Linked DNA regions of Homo sapiens: all the other regions are linked to region 3. A link is a loop called in an ENCODE intact Hi-C map of the cell type or tissue named here. Cell type or tissue: PC-3. All regions are shown on one strand. Links, peaks and the distances in the headings refer to the core of each region. The heading gives the core; the rest is flanking DNA. Region 1 overlaps GBE1 (1,4-alpha-glucan branching enzyme 1). Region 2 has its middle 350 kb from the start of LINC02027. Region 3 has its middle 230 kb from the start of LINC02027.

The links. Peaks named below come from ENCODE experiments on the same cell type or tissue, not always from the same donor. Only the 100,000 strongest peaks of a DNase experiment are listed, where the experiment ranks them.
Region 1: it touches region 3 in a loop (15-fold over the local background); 3 of 110 quality-filtered maps call a loop at or near these places.
Region 2: it touches region 3 in a loop (9-fold over the local background); 5 of 110 quality-filtered maps call a loop at or near these places.

The regions. Positions count from the first base shown.
Region 1 is chr3:81,481,672-81,489,714 of GRCh38, reverse strand. It overlaps GBE1 (1,4-alpha-glucan branching enzyme 1), which reads left to right. Exons shown (of 16, transcript NM_000158.4): 16 at 1-12. Among named protein-coding and RNA genes, the nearest start is that of GBE1, 280 kb to the left of the region's middle. In PC-3, for the core only: no CTCF peak of the experiment used is centred there; a DNase peak (open chromatin) is centred at 4,124.
Region 2 is chr3:81,334,954-81,342,996 of GRCh38, reverse strand. No RefSeq gene overlaps it. Among named protein-coding and RNA genes, the nearest start is that of LINC02027, 350 kb to the right of the region's middle. In PC-3, for the core only: CTCF peaks have their summits at 3,514 and 3,717; a DNase peak (open chromatin) is centred at 3,796; H3K4me3 peaks cover 345 bases; H3K27ac peaks cover 832 bases.
Region 3 is chr3:81,214,856-81,222,898 of GRCh38, reverse strand. No RefSeq gene overlaps it. Among named protein-coding and RNA genes, the nearest start is that of LINC02027, 230 kb to the right of the region's middle. RefSeq lists an enhancer at 5,970-7,169. In PC-3, for the core only: a CTCF peak has its summit at 4,690; DNase peaks (open chromatin) are centred at 4,688 and 6,528; H3K4me3 peaks cover 556 bases; H3K27ac peaks cover 1,230 bases.

The DNA of each region.
Region 1 (8,043 bases), core at 1,082-6,081, 270 kb before region 3:
GCTTTTGTAAAATTGCCTTTGCTAATGTTTATTTTGCTATACTATTATAGGGCTTGATTATAAATGAATATTATTGTATTCTTATACCTTCTAATACCTTCTTAACTCTAATACCTTCTCCACATACATTCACATCTACATGATGGACTAGGAAGCATGGAGATTAATATTTTTTTTAGGCACAATTTTGTAACTTGAAATCACACTAACCAATTTTGATATCTAAGCTACTCCTTCGTTGTAAACCTGAACACTTTTAGAAGCTAAACTAAGTATCTCCACTCAGTAGAATACTTCTTCATGAATTTGCCCCTTGGTTAATTAAATACCAGGTCACAGGTCTAAGATAATTGATTCATAACTGAGAGATTATAATGCACTTATGGGACATAAAGTATCTGTTACTTTTTTAAAAAGAACAAATTTTTCCCTAATATTAATACTGACTGCTTGTTTTTTGTTTTTAGCCTGATTATTTGCAGTTAATTAGAAATGAGTTCTTTCATTAAAAACTCAGTAGGAGAGATAAGCAATAGAAACATTTTTACAGCCAAGCCTGTACTGTATATTAAACATCATCCTTAAACTGTTTTAAAATAAAGCCATGAGCATCTAAGTGTGAAAGGTGTTATTTACTTTAACTTCTAAACAGAATAGTAGTTTGATTTCCTGAAAGAATCAGCAGTGCCAGCTGATAATGATACATGCTGGGGAAAATTACTGAAAGTCATCTGTAATGGTTTTCCCATTGCATGGACATTATTAATATCTTAGCACTCACATGGTCTGTGTACTGTGAGAGTTATTGATTAAAACACAACGCAGAATCATGAAGCATGATATTTCATGTTGTAGTTTATAGTTCCTTAATTTTGCATGTGTTCTATATGAAGAGATATACTGTTTATTAGGTATAGTTTTTAAATTATAATAAATTATTTAACACCTGGAACACATTTACTTTTCATTTTGACCTCTGGCAAAGTGAGGAAGAACGGACTAATTATATGCCATATTTTCATTATATTGATTGATTTTGCTAATAGGTTCTTTAGATTTCACAGTCTAAAGTTAGGATTTAACAATGTAATGTAAGTTAATTGCCCCTGTCAAGTGCCCTTCTCCCCCACCCAGAAGAGCAATAAATGCATGTTGCTAGGTAGGAATTACAAAAACCCATACAAACAAATAAAATATTAAGAGTCCAAAATGGAAAGCAGTTGGGTTATATCACAGAATAGAGGACCTTTATGGAACATTCTAATATTCTAATATTTTTTACTGTAGGACTTTTCATTTATGTATCAGTAACATTCTCATTGTTATGTCATCTTCTAGGAAGTTCTTTATTGGCTAAATGTTTTCAATAATCAAAACAGAGAGTATGGCCATTTTCACGATATTGATTCTTCCTACCCATGAGCATGGAATGTTCTTCCATTTCTTTGTATCCTCTTTTATTTCATTGAGCAGTGGCTTGTAGTTCTCCTTGAAGAGGTTCTCCTTGAAGAGGTCCTTCACATCCCTTGTAAGTTGGATTCCTAGGTATTTTATTCTCTTTGAAGCAATTGTGAATGGGAGTTCACAAGGTAATTTATAGATTCAATGCCATCCCCATCAAGCTACCAATGACTTTCTTCACAGAATTGGAAAAAACTACTTTAAAGTTCATATGGAACCAAAAAAGAGCCCGCATCGCCAAGTCAATCCTAAGCCAAAAGAACAAAGCTGGAGGCATCATGCTACCTGACTTCAAACTATACTACAAGGCTACAGTAACCAAAACAGCATGGTACTGGTACCAAAACAGAGATATAGATCAATGGAACAGAACAGAGCCCTCAGAAATAATGCTGCATATCTACAACTATCTGATCTTTGACAAACCTGAGAAAAACAAGCAATGGGGAAAGGATTCCCTATTTAATAAATGGTGCTGGGAAAACTGGCTAGCCATATGTAGAAAGCTGAAACTGGATCCCTTCCTTACACCTTATACAAAAATTAATTCAAGATGGATTAAAGACTTAAACGTTAGACCTAAAACCATAAAAGCCCTAGAAGAAAACCTAGGCATTACCATTCAGGACATAGGCATGGGCAAGGACTTCTTGTCTAAAACACCAAAAGCAATGGCAACAAAAGCCAAAATTGACAAATGGGATCTAATTTAACCAAAGAGCTTCTGCACAGCAAAAGAAACTGCCATCAGAGTGAACAGGCAACCTACAAAATGGGAGAAATTTTTGCAACCTACTCATCTGACAAAGGGCTAATATCCAGAATTTACAATGAACTCAAACAAATTTACAAGAAAAAAACAACCCCATCAAAAAGTGGGCAAAGAACATGAACAGACACTTCTCAAAAGAAGACATTTATGCAGCCAAAAAAACACATGAAAAAATGCTCACCATCACTGGCCATCAGAGAAATGCAAATCAAAACCACAATGAGATACCATCTCACACCAGTTAGAAGGGCAATCATTAAAAAGGAAACAACAGGTGCTGGAGAGGATGTGGAGAAATAGGAACACTTTTACACTGTTGGTGGGACTGTAACTAGTTCAACCATTGTGAAAGTCAGTGTGGTGATTCCTCAGGGATTTAGAACTAGAAATACCATTTGACCCAGCCATCCCATTACTGGGTATATACCCAAAGGACTATAAATCATGCTGCTATAAAGACATATGCACACGTATGTTTATTGCAGCACTATTCACAATAGCAAAGACTTGGAACCAACCCAAATGTCCAACAATGATAGACTGGATTAAGAAAATGTGGCACATATACACCATGGAATACTATGCAGCCATAAAAGATGAGTTCATGTCCTTTGTAGGGACATGGATGAAATTGGAAATCATCATTCTAAGTAAACTATTGCAAGGACAAAAAACCAAACACTGCATGTTCCACTCATAGGTGGGAATTCAACAGTGAGAACACATGGACACAGGAAGGGGAACATCACACTCTGGGGACTGTTGTGGGGTGGGGGGAGGGGGGAGGGATAGCATTAGGAGATATACCTAATGCTAAATGATGAGTTAATGGGTGCAGCACACCAGCATGGCACATGTATACATATGTAACTAACCTGCACATTGTGCACATGTACCCTAAAACTTAAAGTATAATAATAATAAAATAAAATAAAATAAAAAGAGTTGCAATAATCAAGAGAATTGCAAAATTTTACTCTTGTAATGTGCCTTACAATGTTTTTTCTCTGACGTGTTTATTACCAACATCAGAAATGAATGACCTGTCTTTGTTGACTTTTTAAAAATAAATATTTTGCTGTTTCAATTTTTTATGTTCTAGAAAACATGAGTACAGATTTCTTGCTATCATTTTCTAATATTAGCAAACGAGTTCTAGTAGTTGCCCTATTATGCATAATAGGATTTACACCTAATGCTAGTGATGCATAAGGTTTTCATTTAATAAATAGCCTACTCAGAAAATACCATAGCTCATAATAGCCAAAAACTGAATTGTAAACATTTCTCCTAGAATGTTTCCCACTTTATACCACTTGAACTCTGAGGGTCAACTTTTCTCATATTCTCTTTTCTATAAATGTAATGTTTCTCACTTTGCCCTGTTCTTAGCTGACGTGTGTATCTCTAACCTAAAATGAGGGAGTTAGCCACCATGTTCCTCAAGTTCAAAAACTAACCAGTGATAATAAATTGACTTTTCTTGTAACAGCTGTAAAAGAATGCAAGTTTTTTTTTCTTTCTCTGACTGAAGCACTCCCCTTAGCAATACCAATTCAACATTTGTCACCCATCAGGGTTATAGCCATTGCTATGGGGATCATACAGGAGGTTGTCTGAATAAGAAGCCTGTTCTTCAAATAATACAGAAGAGAGTGGAAGCGAGTGCAGACAGATCGTGGGGGAAGCGATGAAAGGCCATGTGTTTCCCTCTCGCATTCAGCTTTCAGTTTCTGGAAAAGTATCTTTTCTGTCTCTGGTCGTGAAGCCATTGAATCTGGTGATGAAAGCAATGTAAAATTGCTTCCTTATTGCTTTTCCTATGTAGAATGAGCTGGAACAGACAGACCTGATAGAGTCCAAAACAGTGAATCAGCTTTCTGGCTGGCCTTGTGCCTCTCAGACTATTTCTTTTTACTATTTTGAGTCATGCCCTAAACTTGAGGTCTTCAGAGTAGTGAGTTTCATTTCCCTCTCTATTCCTTACAAGGGGACAAGCACTGAGCTAGGTAGAATATTCTGATGAAAGAAAATAGCATAGCAATGTCATGTCCTTTAAGCAGTAGAGTTCATTTATCATTCACAATGTGTTAGAATAGAAATGTAGATAAATTTTCTAACTAAAGCCAGCCTTTAGGGGGGAAAAAAATCAAATGAACTCCCTGCTAATTTTTCTGCCCTATTATCTTATTAATGGTGATTTGTAGAGAATTTCAGAGAAACGTTCATACTTCAGGGCAGAATTTCTTAATTGGTAGTGTGAGGAATTATAATACAGTAGCTGTAAGTGTTTTTGTCTCCATAAAGTGTTACATCTGGATTTTAACTCTTGGCAAAAACTGTGCAGAGAAAGCAATGTTTATGTACATTAAAAAAATGTATTTTGTGTTAGATATGCTTATGCTAACAACATGTCTTTCAGAAGCTTACTTATGACTTACAGTTTTTCTTGTCATTTCTGCTGGACCAGAGAGAGGTGTTTGGCCCTTATATATGCTGTGTAAACTGTTTTACCCAGAAACCTGAACTGTATTTTAAAAGAATAGTATGATATAGTGGTCAGGAGAGGTGGGCTCAAGTTGCAGCTCTTCATGCTCAGTGCCTCATTGCTTATGTTTCCTCTTGGAACATACGGATGTCCCAGTGAATTCCTTTCCCCTACGGTCGATGTAATGCCCCCTTAGTGTTCAGCTACTCCAGGCTTTGCACTAATATAGCCCAACCTTGTGAATGACATTTAACAATATCTCTATGGTAACCAAGAGGGCAATGTAAACTGTATACAAACTGAAATAGCCTTAGATCCCATCATAGCAACCAAGTGTTGAGGTTCTCTATTTCGTTCCCTCTTCCCCTCCTACTCGCAACCTAGGTAGACTACAGGCAGAAGGAATAATTGACAGAGGAAGCAAGAATTGCAAAAGAGAGCTCATAGGTAGAAACAGTTTGGTTCATCTTTTTTTGTTATGAAAGTCTGTACTCTCAAGAACACACATTGTTATTAATAAATGTTTATACAACTAGATGTTAATTTCTTGAAGATGGGGGAGGGATATCAACCATTGGCCTGAAATTTCAACAGCTGTCTGGTAGTAACAGTAAGGAAATACAAAACAGAAAATCGACAAAAATGCTATCACACCAAATTACTTTGCCACACAAGAATATGAATTAAATGAAGTAAGTGTTCAAATTCTTTATGCATACTTGTCTAAGGTAATACAGGAAATAGAAAGCTGTAAATGTGTGAATAAACTCATCCAACATATACATATTATAACATATGAATGTGTGAAAAAACACATATATAATTTGTAAGTCAACTGAAAACACACAAAGTTCACTAATTCTAATATTTGGCTTGAACCAGTGAATCACTTGATCTCTGTATGTGATACTTGTTCTCAATTTTAGGTATTTTTCTGGTTACATACAAGCATCAAACCCAAACACATGATTTTATTTGGATTTAAAGAATGTTCTAGATCTGTGCAATGAAATGCAATACATATGTTTCAAATCTTTAGGAATTTCTCACCTCACACTATTTAGCTATGAGTCTTCTATTTTTCCTTTAGAAAGGAAGGAGGAGGAGATGAAATAACTTTATCCCTTCTTTATTTATGTCCAATAAGGATTCTTTTTTAACTGTTTGTAGTGTCACTTTCCATCGACTCCAGTAATATACATGAAAAATACTGTGTGCAATGAAATTGCACACACACCCCAAGCCACGCTGTCAATTATTGATTACAACTGATCATATGATATTACACACATACAAACACACAGTCACTCTCTATTCCCTCTTGTTCTTTCTTATGGTAAGTGGGCATCACTCAGTGGGACTTTTCTATGTAGAAAAAGCAGTACAATACCTAATTCTTTACTGAAACCCCTATTTTTTAAAAGACATACTATATTGGCTACCATGTATTAAGCCTTTTCTTTTTACTGTGTCCTGTGCTGAGCACATTTTTATTCTCAAACTGCAAAATTATTATTATTGCACCCCTTTTGTCTAGTCTGTGCTGATCTCACTGTTCTCAGCTGTCTTTTATGCTAGTTACACAAAGGATCACCAGAAATCTCTAAATCAGGGATCAAAAGTTGGCTCTCTCTGTTGTATTATTTTGCTTGCTTGCCTTTAATTGAATCTGAATGTCTATGTTGGAGGACAGGGTGGCACTTGAAGCCACTTGGGAGGATGGGATGCCCCACTTTGCTGTAAGATATGAGGCATGAGTTTGGAGGACTGCCCCAAAGAGTGAGAGCTCATGCCAGGGGTGATCCTCTATCTGCATTTATTTCGCCATTTTTGGCCCCTGCTCTCGCACTCTCCCTCATTTCCTTGTTGGGTATTTTGCCTCATGATGACTGTATACTGTCGTTTGACTCCTCAGCAAGTCATTATCATTTTCTTTATTGTCTCTGCCATAAGGAGAACTAGGAATTATTGTTTATATTTCTCCTTTATCCTCATCATTTCTTAAAAAGTTTTTGAGCATGATGCTTCTATCTTATCTTTATTTCTCAACTTAAAGTCCCCATTCCACTCATTTAAAAAGAAACAAAATTATAAGTCAGACACCAAAAGGCAAATAGTACTACATGTTCTCACTTATATGTGGGATCTAAAAAGGTTGAACTCATAGAAGCAGAGTAAAATGGTAGTTTCTGGGGACTGGGGCAATGGTTGCGGGGCGGGGAGAAGTTGGTCAAAGTGTACAAAGTTTCAGTTAGAAGGAATAAGTTTTGGAGATCTGTTGTATAGCATAGTAACTATAGTTAATATCAAGTTATTATATACTTGAAAATTGCTAAAACAGTAGATCTTAAATGTCCTCACCACAAGAAAATGGTAAGTTTGTGAGATGAGGGATATGTTAATTTGCTTGATTTAATCATCTCACAATGTATACATGTATCAAAACATCGCATTGCACATCATAAATATATATACAATTTTCATTTATTTATTAATTGCAGCTTAATAAAGCTGGTGAGTTGATTCGATGAGGCCCCAACCACACTACCGAGGGTAATATCTTTTACTTAATGCCAATTCATCGTTGATGTTAGCCACAACATTGTTGGTGTCAGCCTTCACAACAACGCCTAGATTGGGATGTGGTTAAATAACTGGGCATGATAGCCTATCCAAGTTGACACGTAAGAGTAACTATCACAGGAATATTCTGCAGAATACATGACCAGACAAGGAAATGCCAGACAAGGAAGTCTGAGAAACTGTCCTAGACAGTCCAGAGGGGGCTAAGGAGGCATGACAACTAAATGTAATGTGGTATCCTAGATGTGATTCAGGATCAAAAAGGAGACATTGTGGAAAAACTAGTGAAATCCAAATCAGATGTAGAGTCGTGTGTGTGTGTGTGTGTGTGTGTGTGTGTGTGTGTGTGAAAAATAAAAACAGATACCTGAATAGATAGTTCTCCTTTACTGGAGAAATATAGTGTTAAAACAAATTACATCCGATGTCCCAGGGAAACAAACCAGGGCTGAAAGACACTGGGATCAGGAGCCTCAACGCAGTTTTCTGAAGTCACTGGAAAAATGACAGCCCACTGTTTTTCAGCATCTTCCCTGACCAAAAGACAAAGCAAAGATCTAAAACCATGATTGCATGAAAGCAAATGTCTAAAATGTAGGTCTCTTGTTGATCTGCATTGGATTACTTCCTGTAAGATATTGCGCTTATTATTTGGGTATTGGTTTACAGGTGAATAAATAAAAACATTCTGAAACAAAACTCAGGATATTTGGTAAAATTTCTTTCACATTTAAGTTAC
Region 2 (8,043 bases), core at 1,185-6,184, 120 kb before region 3:
TTGTGTGATTTCAGATATTTTTATACTCATGAAAAATATACAAGTTATGGTATTTTCTCCTTTTAGAAAGTGTACCTTAATATACATACTGTTTTGTGTTCTGTTTTGTTATTTTACATCTTAGAAATATTTCTTTATCTGCACACATATATGTTCTTTCTCTTTCTTGTCACAGCTGTACATTGTTTAATTACATGACTGAATAATAACTTACTCGATGTATTGGTTTGGGATATTTTGGTGTCTTCACAGTTTTTTTTTTCTCCTCTCTTATGATCAATTTTACAATGAAATTCCTATATGTACATCTTTGCATAGGTGTATACACATATCTACATACATTTCTTTTCTTTTTCTTTTTCTTTTTTTTTTTTTTGAGACGGAGTCTTGCTGTGTCGCCCAGGCTGGAGTGCAGTGGCGCGATCTTGGCTCACTGCAAACTCCGCCTCCTGGGTTCATGCCATTCTCCTGCCTCAGCCTCCCGAGTAGATGGGACTACAGGCGCCGGCCACCACGCCCGGCTAATTTTTTGTATTTTTTTAGTAGCGACGGGGTTTCACCGTGGTCTCGATCTCCTGACCTCGTGATCCGCCCGCCTCGGCCTCCTGAAGTGCTGGGATTATGGGCGTGAGGCACCGCGCCCGGCCACATTTCTTTTCTTAATCTTTATTGGATGCAGATATATTCCATAAAATGCACTCATTCTAAGTGTACAATTTAATGAGTTTTAGTAACATATACAGTCATGCAATGATTATGACAATACAGGTTTTGAACATTTTTTATTATCACTAAGAAGTTCCCTTATGCCCCTTGCAGTCAATTTCTGATTGCATCCAGCCTCAGACAACCAACTATTTGTTTTTCGTTTCTATAGATTGCACTTTTTATAAGTTTCACATAAATGGATTATGTAGCATAATGCTGTATAATGTCTGGCTTCTTTAATTCAGCATAATTATTATTTTTTAAACTTTTAATTTTGACTTAATTTTATTTTATTTTTTAAATTTTGACAATTTTAGACTCACAGAAATGGTGTAAAATAATGCAGAATTTACATGCTTCTAACATTAACAACTTCATGCCATCGTACAGTTATCAAAACCGGGAAATTCACAATGTTGTAATGGTTTAATTTCATGCATCTTGTATTTAATAGAATGAATCAAAGCTAAGGCAACATTTGAATGTTTTTTTTCTGTAATTACAGCATATGATCTTACAGAAAATTAATAAATTATTGTTTTAACAGTAGAATAATAAACAGAATGTTAATTCATTCTACTTGTCATTTTTTTCCCTTCCAATATAATGCTCAGTCTTGAACCATAGCATACATAATTTTGAAGAGACCAAGGATGTCTTTAGATAATAGTCAACTCATGTTGACTCTAAGGAACATGCCAGTTTTGTACCAGGCCTCTCAGTCTAGCTCAGCAGTACATAACATTTTGTTTCCATCATGCAAAATGTGCAATTAGATGGCTTATTTCTGAAGATGGGAAATTAATTATTTTTCACCTTCACTAAAGCTCCTAGATGACACACCTTTTAGATATATATTTGGTTACTGATCTGTAGATGGACAATTCAGGCTGACTAGAATAACAGTTAGTATAATTATTTTGAGATTCATTCATGTTGTTATATGTACCATTAGTTCTTTAGTACTGCTGAGTAGCATTTCATTGTATGGATATACCACAAATTTGTCTACATAACAAGTAATAAAGAAGAAACAAAACTTGACTTGAAATCTTTTTATCAAGGAATAATGGTGATTACCGTTTTAAAGTATATCTCTTGAGGTAATTTTCTATGCCTACATATCTGCTTATGAATATTTAGTACTCTCCCTCCAAACACAATTATATCATACATGGACTTTGTAATCTACTTTTTAATTTAACAAAATATAATGAAAACTTTTCCATTTAAATGAGTTTAGACCTTTTTTCATATTTTAAATATTTAAGAGATGCTTAATAATCATTATCAATTCATTACTATTATAAAAATGTCATGATGAAAATCTTTGTAAATATTGCAGAGTCTCAATATTATTGCCTTAATGTTAATTTTTGATTCCTTCTTATAGTAGTATATGTTAGGCTTTATTACATACCAAAAAATTAGAGTAAGTCTTATTGCTGGCCAACTGGGGAATCCAAGGCTAATGAAAATATTGAAGTGCCTATCACTATCTTATGTCTATTTTTACCAGTACAGGTTAAAGAAGAAAACAACAGGTGCTAACCCATTTGTACATGCACGTGAGCCCATACACATATTCACTCACCTGAAAAACCTTTATGAATAATTGAAAATTCAATTCCTTTACTTTTTCCATTTTTAGAAAAAAAAACATTTTAGGCTATTTAAATCTACTCCTAGTTAATCATAGCTAATGGAACATGACATGAGTGAAGGCTGGGACAAGTCCCTTGGGCAACAAGTTACAGATACATGGAACACAAAGAAACTAAGTCACTTCTCAGTCAGGGACAATTACACCAATACCTAAGAAAAATAGCATTAGAGTTGCTTAACAGTTGGAATCTAGTAAAGAATCATCAAAACTGCTGTACGCTAGGTTCATGCCTAAGGCAGATGACCTGGTTGACAAGCTTGCCCAAGCTAACTATATTTATGCTTCAGATCAGTGTAAGTGGAACTAGCAGCAGTTCTCCTTAACTAGTCATGTTACAATTGTTGACAGATTTTATGCCTGTTTTTCAGCTGTGTAACTATTCATCAGTGGGATGAAGTGAGAAGTTCACGTAAATTGATTAGAATATGGGCATCTTTCTTCTTTTGGAATTGTAAGGATATGTGAGCTTTCTTTTCTTTTTTGAATTTGCTGGTTGTTTCTCCAGTAAGTAAAACTTTCCAACAAGAGCCAATCTTTTTTATTTAAAAAGAAAAATTAAACTGCATAATGTATCTGTCAGTTCTGAGGATTGTGCTATGCGAGTTGTAAGCTACATATCTAGGTCACATACTTGTGTCAGGAAAAACAAGTTTCAGTCAAAATTTGGAGAGTCAAGTTCCATTAAAATATACTCAATAAAAATATAAACCCTTAACCAATAGTAAGGCCTTGAGGTTTAAAATTGTGACTATCAATTAAGTTTAGGTTTGACAATGATTAGGTAGCTTCTCATCTCTTGTAGAAAAGTATTTCAATCATTTGTGTTCCTGAGAGTAATTAGACTTTTGAATAATCTATAAAATTGCCTTACAAGCTGATTTTCAAAACCCTTAAAACACATGTCTGGTCATGATTTTGCTGTATTAGGATTTGGCTTTACTTCCTCATTTCTGAGGGAAATAATAATTCTATAGCTGTTGAAAGCAAAAATGATAGTCTCATCAGTTATATCAACTCACATATATAGAGAAGTTTGAAGTAGCTTGCATGATATGTGCCAGTAGTATCTATACCATATTTCTCTTTGGACAGGACTTGGATTAGCTTTTATGAAAAACAATCAAAATCCTGCTTACGTCTTATCACCAGATCCTCAACTTTTCTCTCACTTCTGGAGATAACTTTATGTTTAAGTTATGACCCCTTTCTCCTGAGAACCAGAAGTCACTACATCTATTATCCAATTGCTTCTACAATTTTTCTAGTCAGGTACTGTAAACTCAAGAAATACTTTAAGATCTGAGTGCTGCCCCCAAATATATAGGGTGTAGTCTTGCTATTTTCTTTTTATCCACTAGGTGACATAATAGATGCAGCCTTCCAGTATCTGTTAAGGTGTAGGTGTCTGTGTAACATATTTTATAATGTGATACTCTGAGTAATGTTTGCTAATGGAACTTCAAGTGCAAATATGCTGATGGAGCAATGGCTCATGAGGGATTATTCCTAACTGACCACTTCAGTGTTTATGCTTTGCATCTTGGAACTTGGATAGAAATATGATTGACCAAGAAAATACTAATTTTCATTTTGCTACACAATTTAACAGTGATTCAAATGAGAAAAAAATACAAGAAAAACACAATGGATATTGACTGAAAAATGAGTTTTTGCGAGTGACTAATCTGTTTTGCCGAATTTGATGATTGAAACATAAAAGCAAAAATGTGGAAAGACCAGCAAATGTTACCATAGATTTTATCAGGGTTTCCTTGGGGATGGGACTGAAATCACTCTGAATCTCTTGCTACTCATAAAGCTCATTCTTTAAAATCAGTGTAATGTGATTGCAGAAACACTTGTTACTCTTACTATCGCCTCTTATTTTTAATTAGAGCTCAATAAGGTTATGATTTAAAGCAATATAAAAAATTGTATTTTGAAATAACTGAAAATGCTCATGTGTCTTATTCTTGCTTAATTAGAAGAATTTCTTGAGTGGCAAACATAAAGTAAAAAATCATAGAGCACAACCCCAACACATTTTTATATTTTCTGCTAGTCTTTCTTTTCACTTTCCTTTTAGAATATGGCCAAGTTTAATATTTTATGACTTTTACATGCCAACCAAGTTACTTCTGAGTTTGACTCTGAATTATCCCAATATAGAGCAATATAAACCTATTTGTGGGGCACAATCTGATGGCACATTTACTTATTATCAGAAAGGGATGCTCTATGGCTAAATCTCCACGAATCCAGTGTCTGTTAAGCATTTCACCCTCCTGCTATCTTAGGAATGTTGCCTTTTATTTCCACCTGTGTTCTGAAACTTGCTTATAATCTGTGACATATAACTTCAGCTACATGGGTAGTAATATATTTTGGTCAGGCTTGAGACTATGGGTATTTACTTACTCTGGTTATTATGAATAAAAAGAAACTGCACGTAAAGCAGAATCCTAAAAAACAATAACAGCTAATATGTATTAAAGACTTAACTCTGTGTTACATCCGTTGTAAATATCTGAGAATATTCTCATTAGAAATTCCCTGAGGCATAGTTCCATGTGACTGTCATACTTTCCTCATCAATTCTTATACTTTTAAATATAATTGTTTCCAAATATAAATCTCCAACTTGGAGCTTTCCCCTGAACCCCAGATTTCTATGTTCATCTTCATACTTAGATATCCTAGATGCCTAATAGATGTCTTACAACTTATGTGTCCATAGAACTCTTGGTCTTTCCTCCAAAAGCAGTTCCTTCCCTGATTCTCCATCTCAGTTAGTAACAACTCCATTATTCCCCTGGCTCAGGTCAAAAATCTTGTTTCTTCTCTTTCTCTCACACACTAGCTCTAATCACCAATAAACCCTATAGACTGTATCTTCAAATTCCAGTGATTCTTCACCACTTCCTCTGCTATAATAATACTGCTCATGCTCCTCTCTCCTCCAGCTACTTGCCATACTACCCTAATCGGTCTTGTTATCCTCTTCCCTGTTAATACATCAGGTCACATGAAATCTCCTCAAAATGCTCACATATTAGTCCGTTTTCACACTGCTATGAAGATACTACCTGAGACTGGGTAATTTATAAACAAAAGAGGTTTAATTGACTCACGGTTCTGCATGGCTGGGGAGGCCTCAAGAAACTTACAATCATGGTGGAAGGCGAAGGAGAGGAAAGCACCTTCTTTCACAGCGGCAGGAGAGAGGGTGAGTGCAGGGAATCTTCCACTTTTAAGCCATCAGATCTCAAGAGAATTCACTCTTTATCACAAGAACAGCATGGGGGAAATCACCCTGATGATCCAATCACCTCCCACCAGGTCCCTCCCTGGAGACATGGGGGTTCCAATTTGAGATGAGATTTGGGTGGGGACGCAGAGCCGAACCATATCAGCCCAAATGCTTCCCACTTCACTAGGATTAAAATTCAAAGCCCTTAGAATGGTCTACAGGGTTTTATAAGATACTGCAAGATTCTGTAAGCCTATAAGGTACTGCACCATCAGTATACTCCCTCTAACATAGGTCTTTATCTGTCTCAGCTCTTCTCTTGCTGTGATTCTTCCTGAGTACTAATTCTAAGCATGCTTGCTTTCCTACTGTTTTTGAAACAAGCAAGGCATCAATAATATTTTGCCCCATGGTGATTCTCAGCCCTGGCTATCTCACCTCATTCAGAACTTTGCTCACCTGATTCAGAGAGAGAGTAATTTCTTGACTATCTGAATTGAAATGAAAACCTGACACTCCCTTCCCCATTGGTTTGGCATTCTCTATGCACTCTCCTTGGTTATTTTCTTGCTACAGTACTTATTAGCATCTAACATACTTTGTGTTTTACCTGCTTATTTAATGTATCGTCTATCCTCTACCATTAGAATGTTAAGTGCATGAGAACTGAGGTCTTTCTGTTTATTCACAACTACCGGAACGGTGTCCAGTGTTTTATAGACGTTTAGTAAATATTTGATGACTGGGATAATATAGAAACTTTACTCTGACTAATCTAGACTAAGGAGGCTAAAATTATCTTGTTTATTTTCTTATAATTTTTATTCCCCCCACCCCACAATATTATTGCTGAATAAGAGCAGGGATCTTCTTTTATGTTCTCTGATACATACCTAGAAAATGGAGAACACCTAGTGTGTGGCAGCTGCATGAATGACACATTCGGCTTCGTTAGTTATGAGACTCAAGGATCACAATAGTCATTTTCATATTTTTGAAATAATTTTTATTAACTAATGCCAATTTTAAGAGAACATATTTAATTGCCTGTGATTCAATTAGAGATTGGAGCACGTTGAAGACGGAGTTTACCTCTCCTATCCTGTTGCTAATCAGTAAGATTGAGGACTTAAAAGGCCTGAAGCTTTCTAGATCTTGCCTGCATTTTATTCTATAGAGAAGAGATACATACTGAGCAGACAAGTGTCAGTATCCAGGAGCTGTTGTTTTATGGAAAGTACTTTTTCTTTACACTGAATACCGTGGGTGGTAATGAGAAATTTATGCATGCATGTGGTGGCAGATACAGGCGTGGTCAAGTGGATGAGGAAGAAAGAGATGGGGGCTATTTAAAGATATGAACTTTGTCACTGGGAGGCAGATTCAGGTTATCTAATTCACTTTTCCACTCTTGTTGGTAGTACCATGAAAGGAACTGGATTTTCTTTCTTATTGTCAGTAAAGTATTTATCTAGAAGTCAGAGAAAAAACATTGACGTCATTTGGTAGTGTGTGTGTATATTTGCTCATTGTACTATACAAATGTCTCTTATTGATGCTTTTTTTATTTTTTAATTTATTATAATTCAGTTCCCTTGTTCATTTCCTATATTCCTTTGAAATATATTTATTTAATAATAACACATATCTAAATGATAAAGAACAAAACCTGGTATAAATTTTGTTTTTACATAAAATAAAATTGATGTAGTTCCAAAGTTTACAATGAAGAGCTAAAGCTTTTATCTTTAGGGGAATTTAAGGTGGTCACATATTTTTAATATATTTAATACTATAAACAATGACTTACAACTAAAAAACATTGATATGGAATTGTGCCTTAATTCAGAATGTGTGTCCTGGAACTTTTCAACCTGTTTTTCTTTCAGTTAACTAGATTAATTTCTTATTTTAAAACATCTCTATCATTCTCACATTAGAAGATTGATCAGAAAAAAATTGATTTATTAAAACAATGACAAGGAAATAGAACCTACTAATACAAGCAGTTATGTTGCATTTTTCACGTCTACAAGACTCCAGCAAACATTGCCTAAGATAGATGTGTGTGGAAAAGAATATCTATTTATTGTGATTACTACTATATATAACTTATATTTATATAAGAATATACATATATACATACACATATATGTATATCTATCTGTCTATATCTATCATCTGTCTATATTTTGTGGACTAATATGTTTACACCTTTAAGGATTCATTACAGTTCCCTAGAAGCAAACAGAGAAACAAATAATTAGAAATCAATTTTGAAATCTTCTAACTTCATACAAAATTCAAATGAGCAGAGGAAAAAGCAAATGCAGATTTGATAAATAAATTTTTTTTTTAAATAATAGGAGAACCAGTACTCCAGCTACCTAAATTTAAGTTAACTGTTGAAGTAAAGTGT
Region 3 (8,043 bases), core at 2,111-7,110:
ACAGTAATTCTCATTGCTATAAATGCATGAAGCATAGAATGGAAAATAAGAATGGAACAGATTGAATAATCATTGTAATAGTAGATAGGTAAAATGTAATGATAAAAGGTTGAAGGTTCAAAGCATACTTAATATTTTATTTTAATAAAAAGAATGTAATTTGACTTGAAATTGAATCAATTTTGCAAATATAAACTCTCACTGATTTAGTAACTTTATGTATGCTATAGTTTTAAAAAATTATATCAATGGGTATGAACAAATCACACGAATTTATTCCTAGTGAATTTTCAGAAGACTTCCTACTACATGGTTTTCCCTTACCATATTGTCTCATAATTTCAACATTAGAGCCTCTGTTCTGTTCTAATCAGATGTGGTGATCAAAAAGTCTACCTAAAATTATACATATATGTGTACACACACACACACACACACACACGCACATTCATTTTATAGAGGAAAAGAGAAAGGAGTGGCCATCACTTTTCCCTTTATGTCCTATTTGATCTATTTGGCTAAAAAGCATAGAGACAGCTTCTTGCAAAATTACGCTGACATTTATACTGTATACAGAGAGATTTTTGAAACAGAAGACTCAGGCATTTTTACTATATAGAGATAATTTTTTAGGCTATAAGGGTCACTCAGGAAATTTTGCTAAGGGTAAAGAGAGAAGACATGGCCAGAGTGCAGGGTTGGAGTGAGATGACACATGCCCTCTTCCTGCATAGCTGAGGGAAATAACTAGGTTCAGAATCTGGGAGTTTGACAAAGATTTGAATAGAATCCTTATATAGCTGAGTGACTGGCAATCACCGGAGGCCAGTCAGGCAATGGCTGGGCTGGTTGACTTTGCTTCATAGGCGTCGTCTTGGTGCAGGTGATAAACAGGGAGGTGGGGGAAATGAAAGACTGTGAACATAAATGTGACCTATCTTGTAATTTTATTTTAGCTTTCTCTGTCTTTACAAAACCCCTTTCTGCGCTGTTAACACCCTGTTTTGCTTATTCTCTGTATTGACTTCTCAAAAGATCAAGTTTTTACAAATGTTAAGCGGTGGTAGCTTGTTTCAACTTTAAAGTCATGGATATTTTTGGTTCACAGGAAGGAAAAAGTGGCATACACAAATATGAGACCTAAAACATCTAGCTTAAATGGCATATTCATGAATTGAGACTCACAGTGTTAGTATGTGTACTTTAAAATCTAAGTTTAAGATATAACTATTTCATATATTAGAAGTAGTCAGGTATCACTCTCATTTTTAAGACATAAAAGTGTCTGTCTTAAAACATAGTATTAAATGAGTTACAACGGGGAGCCAAGTATTCTTTAAATTACTTTAAATTGGGGCTTTTTTTACTTTTGATTTCATTCATACACTGCATGCTATCTAATTTTATTAAGTAATTATTAAATAATTTGTATTTATTCCAGGTATCTTCTGGATATGACATTTATCCCCAGGGAAGACAAGAGCTAAGTTTTTTTCACTTTAAAATATCAAACATTTCACTTTATCTTTAGACTAAAGAATGCTGCCTGCCCTCAAGTTCTCTTATTCAGTAGGACAAACATTCTTCTCAATTCTCTTCCAAGATTTTGACTGTCTTTTTATGCTTCCTTATTTTGGAGTTTCTCTCACTCCACCAATTAAACTTCCTCTTATTCCTTCTGGTCAGCACTATGATCAGTCAACTCATTGATGAAAAAAATGGAGTGAATTAATGCATTTAAACATAGTTACAACATATTTTTGTGTGCGGTCTAATTCAGTTATAGGCTAAGATAGAGGGGCTAAAAATGTAGCACCTCAGACAAGCTAAAACTGTACTTTCTTCTCATCCATCTGGTAAGTACCAAGATTTCTTCTATTACATTACTGTGCTTCCTCTAGAGTGTTATAGTTCATCAAGACTGAGGCTGGGTCACCACTGTGCTAGCATTTTAACTTCCTAGAGAAGAAAATAAAAATAAAAAGGGAAAGGAATTCCCTTTTATGAAAATGATATGTGCAATCTCATATTCCTATGGAGAGAACTCAGTCACATGGCCACCCCTAGCCGCCAGGCAAGTTGGGAATTCTAGTCTTCTAGCTAGCTGGCTTGTGTCCCCCCTACAACCTGAAGGTGGCTTCTAACTCTAAAATGGAGAGGAGACTAGAAAGGGTCACAGCCTTAAATCTCAGCTTGGCCATGTCTGCACTACACCTTGATGCCTTCTTTCCTTCCAATCTTTTATGTCCCTTCTCCTCTGGTTGAGGCTATTTATGCATCTGGTTGAGGCTATTTATGCATTCATTGCACCTCTTTCAGAGGACATAGAGGTCGTGTGGCACTAGAGTGTAGTTGGATATTAAATGATTTTACTTTAAGCACTAAATTGAAGGTTATTTAATTTACAAAAATGTGCTTTACTCTAAATGTTTAAAGAATATATCTATGGCCTTAGGGAAGTATGCAGTGTGTGCTTAATTAACTTCCTAATTCACCAAATGGTTACCCTATACCTACTACATGAATAGAACTGAGTAGTTTAGACATACAAAGAATTGGAACACGAAGAAACTTTCCTCAAGTAATTTAATAACAACCTGTTGGTACCTAATAAAACCTTAGTAAACAGGGCAATGATACAAAAGCTGACACAGGACAGAAGAAATGTGGAGACCTTTTTTTGGTTGTTGTTATTGTGGCCAATGAATGCATATATTTAGTGAGAACCCCTTTCATCCTACATGTTTTTAAAAGATCCCTTTCTTGAATTAGAGTTTATATTCCATGTGGTTTATGAAATATCTCATTATAAATATATAATTATATTAGGAAATAAATATTAATATAAAGCTACCTTCTATTCCGAGCTGTTCATCTAAGTCATAAAACCCTGGTCGTTTGACTCCATTGACCATGAAAATGATGTAATTATAACATTTGTAATGTCATATATTCATTTCTTCTCTTCTTTAATGAGACAGAAAGAGTGGCTCTCAAAGTTTAATGCTCCTAATCATTTCAAGTTTGTTGAAAATATGTATTTAGAGGCTGTATGGAGAGATCTTTATTCTCTAGGTCTCATGTAAAGGCTTGAAACTGTCATTTTTCACAAGTACCTGTATTGATTATGTGGCTACTCTTCCTCTGACTTTAAAAACATTTGGATTAAAGAACACATTGAGAAGTTTATATGAATAGATACCATTATTGATAAGCTTTCTTTGTATAGTATAATTGTTTGGACATAAATCTCTTCCTTGTGAAATTGTTTCTGCCACTGTGATTGCCTCTTTCAAGAGAAGACAATTATTCTCATTTGCCATATTAAGGAAAAAATCAATGTATTTAAAATGTTTACCTCTGGATGAAAATAGAATCCCACACAAGAGGTATGACTGTAATGATTTCTTTACATATTTACCTATTTTTAATCAGAAAAATTTCAATAATGTGACATGTTTATTACTTAACAACATAGGTAGCATTAATTATATTCTTTCCTGATTATGCATTTACCTCATTGCTTTTGGATTACAGCTTATGCCTGAGGTTAAGAAAAACAGAAAGCAAGAAAGCAAGAAGTTAAAAAGAAAGAAACAAGGGAAAGAAGTAGAGAATATAGAGATAACGCAAGAAAAAATGACCTTGAAAAACAATAGTATTTAATCTGGAAAACTCATGTGAAAGTAGACTCCATAGTTGAGCTAGTTATGTAGAAATGATATATAAAACACCACTGATACTTTTAGCTTCCCCACCTACTCCATGGCACTCTCACTGTGATCTCTGGAAGACACCAATGTCCATTTTTTAAATTGATTATTGACTCAATTTGGAAAGATCTGATTTCATTGAAGGTACAATTGAAGTACTATTTCATGTTTTCTTAAGAAGTATAATTTTCCAAATTTAGAAGACTGTCTTCAGAAACACAGTCATTGTTCTTGCCTTTCAAAACCTGTCTCTGCATTTTGCCTAAGCACAATTGTTCTAATTTTAAACTTTAATTTCTTAGAGTAGACAATCATCTTACAACCATGAACACCAGGCTGATTTCTTGCCAACTCTTCCCATCTTTAACACTACCATCATTGATGTTTATTGATTTGAGGCTTCTGCCTCACAGTACTTAATTAATTTCAAACACAGCAGGATATTTGGGGATTTTATATTCAGGATCCCATTGATTTCTTGTCTTGCCAGTTTTAATCAGATTTGGGAAAGGGAAGATTATGTCAGGCTGTCTACTCATCTACTGCTTAAAAATGATATAAGCTCAATCATTAGAAAACACTTCATTTGAGTAATGTATCTAAGCCTTGAAGTGATCAATTATATACACTAGGCATTACCATAATACTATTTAGTTTAAACATCAGAACGAATGTGTGCTTTAATTAACAGATGTAGCATGTATCTCACATGACCATTTAAAAACAGAATATTTGTTTAAGTAGATAATGAAATCTTTATTTCATATTTCAATGTAATTCATATAGAACTATTTTTCTGTCAAACTCCCACATCAAAATGTCTACTACTAGACTGCAATCCGTGGAGCCTTGCAGGTTTGTGTGCTCAGTTTTAATGATAAACCAAATAGTCAAATACATCATTTCAAACTGTTCTCAAAAGGCAGCCTTTTGAAAGAATAGACCTGCAATTGCTGTTTTGTGGTACAACAGTGACAACCAGTGGCTGCTGCCTTTCACTTTAGGCTCACCCTTTATTGCAGACTTTATGAAGATGAACCTGTATCTGGCTTTAATAACCAACAGTCAGAAACATCTTGCTTCTTGTTCATCTTCATCTCATTTTTCTACTAAAATAGGTTGATATCTACAACCTATTTGGGAAATCTTTGTTTTGTTGACTAAATACACAAAATGTAGATTAAAATGGTTTTACCATGAAGTCACTGCACATGCTAACATAAAGGAGGTGATAAGGATTCTTGATGGTTTCACCCTCTGTGATACATGAATCAAATAACCTATTATTGCTTCTCTTACCTTAGAGGAAAGAAAACAAATCTGCTAGGTATATGTAAAAATCTATAAGTAAATAAATAAAAGAAGTGAAGGCACTCCATGGGCAGACAGTTGGGGATTGTATAATTATTTACGATGTGAACATCCCAGGTTGGTCTTGTCTTCCTTCCTAAAAGGTCCATTATTTTATTCAAATGGAAGCCTTAGTGGAGTGAAGATTTGCTAGATATAATAAGATGAATAATGTAAAGTTCAACTCTGGATTATAGACTTGTGGAGACTCCAAACATTTAAAGGTAATGGTTTGATTCTTGCATCTATTTCAAATTTCTTCAGAACAGGTCTATTTATAATTTATTGGAAGTCTTTCTGAGACACAGCAATCTGGAAATACCTTTTTTTATTCTATGTCTCTAACATCTATGACACTCCTACTCTGTCTCAAACTGTCTTTTTACTTTCTTTTTTTTTTCTCCTGAGTGCTGCTCCAGACCTTCATTTCCTCCTCCCTGGCACTGCTCTAAGAGTGCTTATGGCAAATTTGCTTCTGTAATCATAACTTGAACCCATCTGGGGATGAGATTGGCTACAAGCTTAGTATTTCCACTTAACATATTCATGATTAGCATGCACAGAAGGAGTAGAATTAGGATGAATGTTTTTGGAACAGTACAGATAAATCCTCATAAATGTAGTACAACAGCTCTGGAAACGCACAGTGCGGAAATGTAATGAAGCTGAACTCTGTAGAGAGTTTGGTATTCTCAGTACCATGCCTCTCCTAATGAACTCATTTAGATTAGAAAATGGATGTAACATTTTATTGGAATTAACCTGAGCCAGTAAAGAGGATTACACTTTCTTTCCATAAATATAGTGATATTACAGGGTGAGGTAGCATGTTACATGAATATTAAGCACTTTATGAACACTGTCATGAAGCCAAAAGGAGTAAGGTGATTATATTTTAACATAGTGGTACTGTTCTTATAATAATTAAATTTCAATAGTTGGAAAGGGATCTTTTTAAATGATTTAAATAAAAGTTTTTTGTGAATTTTCAGATTTAAAATGCCACGTGATTACAATTAAACTCAAGATAGAACATTTAAGTAACCAGCCTCAGCAGAAGTTATATTTTACCAAGTGGAAAATGAAAAACAAATAAACTTGGTGCAAAAAAGAAAACTAAGACTCTGAGTTTGACTAAAGAGAAGGATGATCTCCTCACTAATATGAAGAAAACTGTGTATTTACTTACCTCTGACTATTCCAGTGGATAAGACCGTCAAAGAATAGAATTTTGCTGCATTATTGGCTGGGTTCTTTTTCCTTTTTGTCATCTTTTTTTCAGTCCAAACTCACTCGTGTCCCTTTTGTATGATGAGTGGATGCTTTTCTCATTTTTCATATGAAATTCGTATAAGATTAAAATATGACCTATGAAGGAAGAAATTCATGAGTCATCATGTCATTTGATGATTCAAAGGACTGATGAATTATAGGCAAGAGAACTAACCTCACACTTTTGTAATCTTAAAAACAATAAACTGTAACATGAATCTGATCCATCCTTAAACAAAGGGCAAGCTCTGGCCCTGGAGTGCCATTTCTACCCATTTTGTAAAGTCAGCTACTGTGCATATGTGCACCCGAGCATTCACTGATGTTACAGGATAAGGCACAGTGAGTGCTGCGTGCTGGAAACTGAGGTTAGGTCTTGAGGCTGTGCAGAGATCTTCTGATTAAAGCTGAACATGCACTGTAAAGTTCAAGCATGTCCTCAGAGTTGGTTTAAGGAAAGCCTCTCACTTCTCCTCCATCCCACCTATGCTGGGAAAACTTTTTTTCCCCCCTTTATATGGGTGAAGGCATGTAAGGGGCTCCTTCCTCTCTGTGTGGTTTTTAGATTTCTCTCCATTCCATATATGCAAAGAGTTCCATGATGGATGTTCTTTTAAGTTTCTGTCACACGGGGGCTTTGAGTTAACGCTGTTAAACTGGAGCTAAAGGAAATCAGCTGCTTGCTGAGTATGGAAGCGGGATCGGGGTGGGGGGCATAAAAAAAAAAAACAGGCCCTAAATAGGAGATGCCAGCATCAGTGCTGAGCAGCTGGTGAAACTGTGGCAAGAAGGCTGTTCTCCCTAGCACAGGAAGATCTTCTAGAAGGAACTGCTGGAGTACTGATGAAGAAAAGCAAGCTGGGGAGCCCTCATGGAAACAAGACGAAAAGAAAACAGGAGAGAAATAGGGAAACAGGGCCAGTGAGGAGAAATTGCTAGAAGCTTGGAACCTGCTGGCATCACAAAGATCCATGATGAGGCCTTTAGTTCCACTTCATTTTCGTTTCTGTGCTTTTTCTTACTAATTGTGATCTTCCGGTTGCCTTTTTCATTTTCATGCCTATTATTTTGTTATCAAAAAGGTTAGGATACAGAGTACAAGATTTTTACCACATCTAGCCAAAATATGCATTTCTCATGCTCAGGACCTGAACAGGTTTAGGGCAAATGGGGGTGGGATGGGAAATTATTAGCAATGTTACTGAAATAATCAAAGTGAGGCACCCAGAAAATCTTTAACTTTTTATGTTTTCTACAAAGATCTGGCACTGAGATGTGTGAGGTTTTTAAGTCAGGCAAATTAGACTGAAAAAGGATTTTGTAAATTTCTTTATCAATTTCTTTAATATATCAATGGTTAGTCTGGCTGACTTAGTTGAGAAAGCTCATTTGAGGTTTAGAGACTATATTTTTTGTTTCTACATCTTTTTATTTTGGAGGAAGAAAAGAAGGTATGGGAAGAAGAAAAGGTGTGGTGGCAATTTTCATAACACTGAGGATGGTCAATGAGAAGCAGAGAAAGAAAAGGAAGAGAGTGTCCTTATTTTCTAGAAGCTAGAATAGTGTCTCTGTTTTCTCCTCTTTGGGCTAAAGTCCTAATTGGAGAGATGCTGCATTAAATAAGTATGTGGCCTCTATTCCTTGCCACTTTTTAGATTCTACGATGAGATGATTTGCAGACTCTCTTCTTTCAGACTATGAATCAGCT